Regions from separate parts of the Homo sapiens genome. Here region 2 is linked to region 1. Evidence: chromatin contacts called from ENCODE Hi-C or POLR2A ChIA-PET data. All regions are on one chromosome and are shown on one strand. The core of a region is the stretch at or near the end of the contact, and the rest is flanking DNA. Distances in the headings are between cores, read along the strand shown. Region 1 overlaps PLCB1 (phospholipase C beta 1). Region 2 holds the start of PLCB1-IT1 (PLCB1 intronic transcript 1).

Region 1 (3,491 bases), core at 585-3,084:
TATCGTATGTTAAACAATTGATTACCACATTTTATTTAAGAATACAGAAGTTCTCACTGGTGGATTCTTGGTGTTTGTCTCTAATTTGGGGTTACAAAGAATCCTATAATATGGAGTAATAGTCAGCTGTGTGTAGCCCTCTCTGGGAATATGGGTCAGGGATTCCCTAAGGTAAATGCTCAGAAGTGCGATTGCTGATTTAAGGCTATACCTATCCTAAATTATAATGAATGGCTGTACCATTTTATAACCCTACCTGTCTTATATGAGTGGAACTGTTTTCTTAAGCCCAACCAACAGTAATAGGAAATATTTTAATTTTTGCCTAACTGATGCAACTGTTATATCACCTTGTTTTAATCTGTCGTTGCCTGATTTGCTAGTAAACTGTGTATATTATCATACATTTATTGATCATTTCAGTTTTTCCTTACATGGATTGCCTATTTATATCTCTTGCCCTTGTGTGGACAGTTCTCTGTGTATTCTAGATGTACTCCTTTAGCTGTTATAAATGTTGCAATTACACTCTTCCTGTCTGTGGTTTGTCTTTGACTTTCTTAACATCTAATTTATGGGTAACAAAAGATGACTTGAAGCTTTAAGTTTTCATGTAGTTACATTCCAACTACCTCCCCACTTTTTGCTTCCTTTAAGATATTTCTGATTCCTTCTCATCACCGTTATTAATCTAGGTTTTTAATCCATATGTAATGTATTATGAGGACTGGTGTAAGGTGGAGCTCTAACTTCAATTTCTTCATATCACTCGTAGAGCTGACATTTCACTACCTGGTTTGGATGGCCCAAAGATCTGTTATGTTTTAATGCCTGTGGACTGCTGGGTTCTGATTTCCTACTTCATTCTTATCTCATTTATTTTCTGCCTTTCTTACTTTGTGGTTCAAAATTGTAATTCTTTTTGTTTACCCGTGATCCTATATTAGAGATTTAAATTTATACCTGCATATTTAGTCATTTCTGGAGACTTAGGGCAAGAAAGATTGGTTCTACCATTCATGCCATCTGCCATCTTGTTCTGCCCTGTGAATTTGCATGAGACACCATTCTGGATGTTTGTACAGAGTGATGATTCAGTTTCCATTAATGGCAACCATAGATAGTCTTCTCTTATGATAACCTTAAATTTCTACAGAGTTCAAAAGCAAAGTTTAAAAGTTAAATATTTACATAAGTCACAGTAACATTTTTCAGCATGAGTCCAGAGTTCAAAAATATTTTGAATGATGCATCATAAATGTCAACAAGAAAATCTAGTGATTTCCTATTAAAAATAGTCTGGCTTCCATAAAGAACTACTGGGTACCACACATTTCATTAATGATTTTTAGCAGTGGGGCTTTCTCTTTGGGATATGCTTCTCTAGGGTATCCCAAAATTGTCAACTTTGACCCTTCTTGTGTATAGTAAATGGGATAGGTCATTCAAGAGTCCACTGAGTGATTAAATGCAATGATGTAGTTATAAATTTAGAAGATAAGTGCTATTTATTTTATTTGGTAGCTTTCTCTAAAAGTTGAAACAATAACTTACATTATCTGGGAAAAAAACCAGCAAAATTCACGTGAGGATTGCTTTGTGAGGGCTGGGATTGTTCCTTGGCCTGGAGCAGTGTGTCAGTCATTGTTGACTAAGCAGCAGCATCTGGGGACTAAGTCCTTTCCTTCACCTTCCTTGAATTTCCTTCACCAGTATTGATGATATTAATAGCTAAAACAGACACAGTGCCATACCCACACCCTCTTCCTCACCACTCCTGAGAACATAAGCCGGGCTCCAGTGGCTGGCCAGTGCCTGCATTCTTTTGCTTTGTCTGGCTACTAGAACTCATGTTGCTACCCATGCAGCTGCCCAGAAGTTCCTGGCAATTCACACTCACCCTCACCAATGGGATTCAGTGGATAAATACCACAGCTCCCTCACCTCTTGGGTGGGATAACTTAAAGGTGCATTCTTTATATTATATCCCAGAACTCTCTAGTGGGATTAAGCCCAGTTACCCACAGTGGCAACTGGCTTGAAAATGTTCCCCTTATGGGCTTCCTTCCCTTCCTGTCTCACTTCTCCACTCCTGATTGTGTTCTAAAACCACCTCTAAAATAAACTACTTTTACTAGAATCCTTATCTAGGAACTGCTTAATGCAGATGCATAGTGCTTAACAACTTAATATAGATGCCCCCAAATGAAGGGTTTTAAAATGATTCCTTGGTTAAGAGAGATTGGAACATATTAAGTGAACACTTTTATTTGAAGCCAAGTCTGATTTTCCTAAAACAGTCCTAATTTGGGAAGCCCAAAGCTGGTTGAGGAAACCAGCTTTGAAGCTGTGACAGATGTGGTTTGTCACAGTCTGGCTCTGCTGTGTATTTAATGAGTCACCCTCAGTGAATCTCTTTAAAAATCAAAGCCTTGGTTTCATTATCTATAAGGTGGGTATTACTCTCTTAGTGTTGTTGTGAACATTCAATGTGTAAAATGAATGACTTAGCATAACACCTGCTACTTTGTAAACTCTCCATCCTTTGTGGTGGCTTTTATTATTGCTACATAATAAACAATGACTCTCTGACCAAACAATTGTCCATAAGTATTAGAGACCACAAAAATGTGCTGTTTTGAAAACCAAGTGACCATTTATTTATGTATATCTTTTTATTCCTTTTTTCTTCTTCAAGGCAACACTGACTTGTTTTCTATTTAGACTCTGCTGTGGTCTTTTGATCTGAAACATTGAAGCTTAGGTCTGTTTGGGCAAATAAGATGTTTATTTATGTATTTCATAATGTTGTGGGAACAGAGCCATGGAAGGCAAAAGAAGGATTTATTGTTTAAAAGACTTTCCCTCTGGGGATAATTTGCTAATAAATAGTCCATCATAGGTGAAAGTTTCTTGGACCCTTGGAAATTTGAAGCATCGTATGGAACAACTTTTAAGATGATTTAGAGGACTTTGATAGGAGAAAATTGTATTATTCACAAGAAAAATTGGACACAATCATGGTTGCCTATGCCTTTTTCCTAAGATAGTCACTTTAGGATTGTGACAACTACATGGGCATCAGGCCACTCCTCTTCCTCCCTACTGACCAAGACCTTAGAGATTAAACTTTTAGTGTTTTTGAGGATAGTTTAGCCACTAAGCCAAGGTTCAGATTGCTGAGGAACAAATCTATCCTCACCATATCAACTTCCAGGTTAAGTTTTTCCATTTTTATTAACATTACCTTCTTTTCACTTCTGTGACTCCTCAGAGATTTTGCACCAGTGAACTCTGGCTAGCATAGAATAGACATGTCATGATGCCTTAGCTTATGTAGACACAACATACAAATAAATGTTATTAGAATGGAATCATTTACAAGTTCTTCTTAGAGGATGTGATGTATGATTTTTTTGGTAGAATTTCTAATTGAAGTGTAGCCTTTTAAAGTATATTTTAAAATTAGGCTAGTCATTTTGAGATGGTTT
Region 2 (3,491 bases), core at 731-3,230, 93 kb after region 1:
GTATGTGTGTGCATATGTGTTTCTGCTGAGAATACCTTGTACATAGTTTTTATCTTTTAATTTGCAAATGGCTGGTTTTCTTTTCTCGGGGAATTTTTTTCTGAGATGAGGATTTGCTTCCTCTGAATGACTAAGCTGAACTGAATCTTTCCACTCTTTAGAGCTACCCTCATGCTCTTGAAGTCCTTATGTCTGCAATGATTTTAATCTCTATTTCTCAGGTAGCCAGAAGACAGGATATTATACTGTGGTTTTCCACAGCAGCAGGTCTGTTTGGCTAGATAATCAAGGTATCAAAACTAATTCTTTAATACAGATGGCTTACAATACTTGTGAATTGCATTTTCCAAGGAGCACTGTCATATTCTCAATATTACCACACTTCCTACACCTTTAGCATCCTCTCTCAATACTATCAGTTCCCAAAACCTTTGCCCTATTGTGCCAAGAAAAGACATTTATCAGATGAGTAAACTGAGGCATAGGAAATATCTATCAGTTTCATAAAGGGTTCATCACCTGAGATGCATGGGTTTCTTATTTCTTGGCCCTCAGCCATATGAATTATCCAATTTGATTTTCAGATTTCTCTTTTTTTCTTTATACAGCTTAAAATGACATATTCTCTAACTCATTCATTCAACATATCATTTCTTCTTGAAGGCCTAGTGACATAGAAATGAGGGTATCTTTAGAAATCATTAGAAATTTTAAATGGTTAAATGAAGGAGCTTTAGAAAACCATCTTAAATTAGGAGCTTAGTGAATGTTGCTTTATTTTTTAATTCACATATAGTAAATGAAAACATGAATTTAAGAATTGGCCAGGCTAAGATTCAAATTCCAGTGCCACCATTTATAAATAACATGAGTGAACTTAGACAATTTAATACAGCACACACACACACATACACGCAAACACACACACACACACACACACACACTTTTGCCTAATACCTGGAACATAGTAGTAAATGCTCAATATTTTTTTACTCTCAAAAGCAAGGGCAGCATAGGAAATGACCCTCTCAAGTCAGATCAGGAGTGGTGACTAAATGACAAAGGACCACTTGTGCAGACGTCCTTGTGTTTCTTCATCTTAGCTTTAGGGTTTTCTTTCAAGTGTCCAGATTGCACCTATATTACCCTTGGGTAAGAGCCAATGAGATAATCCATACAGAATGCCTAGGGCAGGGTCTGGAAGGAGTAAGTGCTGTATAAAATTATCCTTCTTCTTCTTTCACTTCCTCTCTTTCTTGGGGCTGACCAGCTGATAAACTAGTCCTCTGTCCTAGATTGTGTTCCCCAGAAACAGACCTTGAAATGAGGATTATGTGCAGGGGATTTATTAGGGAAGCATCTCAGGAGAGACTGGCAGAGGAGCAGGCCAAGGAAGGGAAAGAAGACACATCTGGGTTCCATTTCAGGTGAAGTTCCAGCCTCTTCATGACCTCATAGAGTACTCTGGAACATAAATAGCACCTCAGAGTATGTCCTGCCTGGAGGCAAGGTAGCTTGGCTTTTACATTCCTTCATCCATCTGTCACTGGCTATGGGCCCTCCTGGGTGGGCTATCACCTCCCAAGCACTTCCAGCTCTCCATAGTGTTAGGGCAGTTGCAGTAGCAAAAGAGAAATTTCTGAAGAAGGCTGCTACAGATACTGCTGCAGCAGTATCTTCTGTTGCCATCCAGATTACCATTTCCATTCTCAGCCTTCTGAAGAAGGCTGCAGTTGGAAATAAAGCATGTAAAAGCTGGGAATGGGAGCACAGACCCTGCAAAAGGGACAGAGGTGGCAACTCTGGTGGCAGCAGCAGTATCTGCTACGTCCTCTTGGGTTTTATAGGCACCAGCAAAACACATCTTTTGTTAAAATGGTGGCCTTCTGACGGGAAGGGCAGGTCTACTACTGAGGTCAAAATTCATGTGTTATTTTTGTAAGCAGCTACTAAAGCAGTATCAGTCCAGAGAAACGAGTCTATCTTTGAAGACCAAATACCCAAAAGATCTGCTTCAACCTTCCCCAGTTAATCTTTTGCCAGAAGATTCACAATCTGAATGTGGCTGTGAGTATTTGATTAGAGTATTAGTAGGTGAAGGAAGGTGGTATGCAAGAATCAGCTTTAATATTATCCCCGTAGAAGGGAATAATTGGTGATTAGTTTTCAGGCTATATAGGACTATTCCTCCTAAATGAATGGATAAGCTGAGAGATTTACTTCTAAAGAGGTATGGTCTTTTCATTTTAACTCGAGATTTTAGGAAAGACCAACTTAAAAAGAAAGCAAAGGAAGTTTCAGGAGATTTCAGAATTTAGAAGGAATTCTGAAATTCTCTTCTGGGGAAATGAAATCCTAAGACTTGCATGGATATTTCTGAAAATCAAAATGAAATATTTTGGTTGCATAAATCGTCAACTGTAGTTTTTAACTAAGGAAATGTAATTTAAAAAATCCAAGTGTTCGATTTACATAAGAAATAGAGTTATTTAAATAGAAGATTTCCAAAACGCTGTTAGTGGTCTTTGACGTCTTTAAAAAGGCATTTATATTTGTGAAAAGATGATCTATTTTAAGGTGTAATTATTTCTAATGTGCCTCATTTTGGGGTCTCTTGAGAGATTAGAAATTGCTAATAAGCAATTTTAAATATTTTCGAGGTAAGTTAATAAAACACTTCATCGGTAATTCATGACTTGTTATCATTCTCACATTATCCTTGTGTGGGTAAAGGCCTGTCCATCATTGGAAGTAATTGGAAAGAAAACTTTGCCTGAAGCTACATGAGAACTGGAACCCTTAAATCATGAATGGTGGCAAGATTCCAAAATTAATTATGAAGACTATTGGAATGATGTAGCATCCTTTAACTCTTATTGTGATCGACAGAAAGTATCATAGATGGACAACTCACTTTCCCTTTGCTCTGTGCTTCCTGGTGATTTTAGGTCACGTCCACTCTGAAATCTGAGCTGTCATTAAAGCCATGTCTTCGTGTCTGTCTGTCTGAAGCAGCAAAGATGAGACAGTCTGTCGCTGTGTGTGACCCCAGTGAGCCCCATAAGCAGAAGGCCCTGAGTCTCAATTTGTTTCTTTTGATTACTGGCAGATCACTCACTGTGCCATTTCTCTGATGTGACTGAGCATATTAGCTGTGCCCTCCCCTAATTATTCATGCTTCCAATGTTACCCATTCAAAATTTATGACCATGAGGATGGTGGGTTAGAAGCCTGAGGAACTGAGGCTCAAGCCTGTTGCCAGAGATTTACTGTCATTGTTTTAGGTGCAAAGTATTAACAGGCAGGCCAACTCACTTCAATTCCTGACTTAGTACATTTAGTGGAGAATTAGTTGAGAATGAGTACATTTTCCCTGACACAGCTGCAAAATCAAACACACGAGGAGTTATTGAAAAACTGGGATTTAAGCTTAAACCTATCATTTCTATATCTGATGGGCGCCATCCCATATCTGTGAAAATCTGACATTG

What was found. A loop is a pair of places that touch in the nucleus more often than their neighbours do. ChIA-PET counts read pairs that join two places held with the same protein, here RNA polymerase II (POLR2A). Pooled maps may share reads with other maps.
Region 2: a loop to region 1 is called in a map of Caco-2, with 8 times the contacts of the local background. The contact joins the promoter of PLCB1-IT1 here to the enhancer-like site in region 1. A Hi-C loop is called at or near these places in 8 of 168 maps with a recorded cell type or tissue (Caco-2, HepG2, Right ventricle myocardium inferior and 5 more) and 3 of 50 pooled maps. POLR2A ChIA-PET finds 5 or more read pairs at or near these places in 1 of 52 experiments (HepG2).

What each region holds. Positions count from the first base shown.
Region 1 is chr20:8,154,305-8,157,795 of GRCh38, forward strand. The region is part of intron 2 of PLCB1 (phospholipase C beta 1); the gene reads left to right. Among named protein-coding and RNA genes, the nearest start is that of PLCB1, 24 kb to the left of the region's middle. RefSeq lists enhancers at 1,113-1,257, 1,118-1,262, 1,153-1,297 and cis regulatory regions at 1,179-1,192, 1,185-1,196, 1,219-1,232. Within about 2 kb of position 1,835, at least 4 of the 41 ENCODE cell types and tissues checked have a DNase peak (open chromatin) inside an H3K27ac peak, as active enhancers do; they include endothelial cell of umbilical vein, where a contact is called at or near this core.
Region 2 is chr20:8,246,724-8,250,214 of GRCh38, forward strand. PLCB1-IT1 (PLCB1 intronic transcript 1) reads left to right here and starts at 1,981. Exons shown (of 2, transcript NR_046809.1): 1 at 1,981-2,067; 2 at 2,734-3,019. The region is part of intron 2 of PLCB1 (phospholipase C beta 1); the gene reads left to right.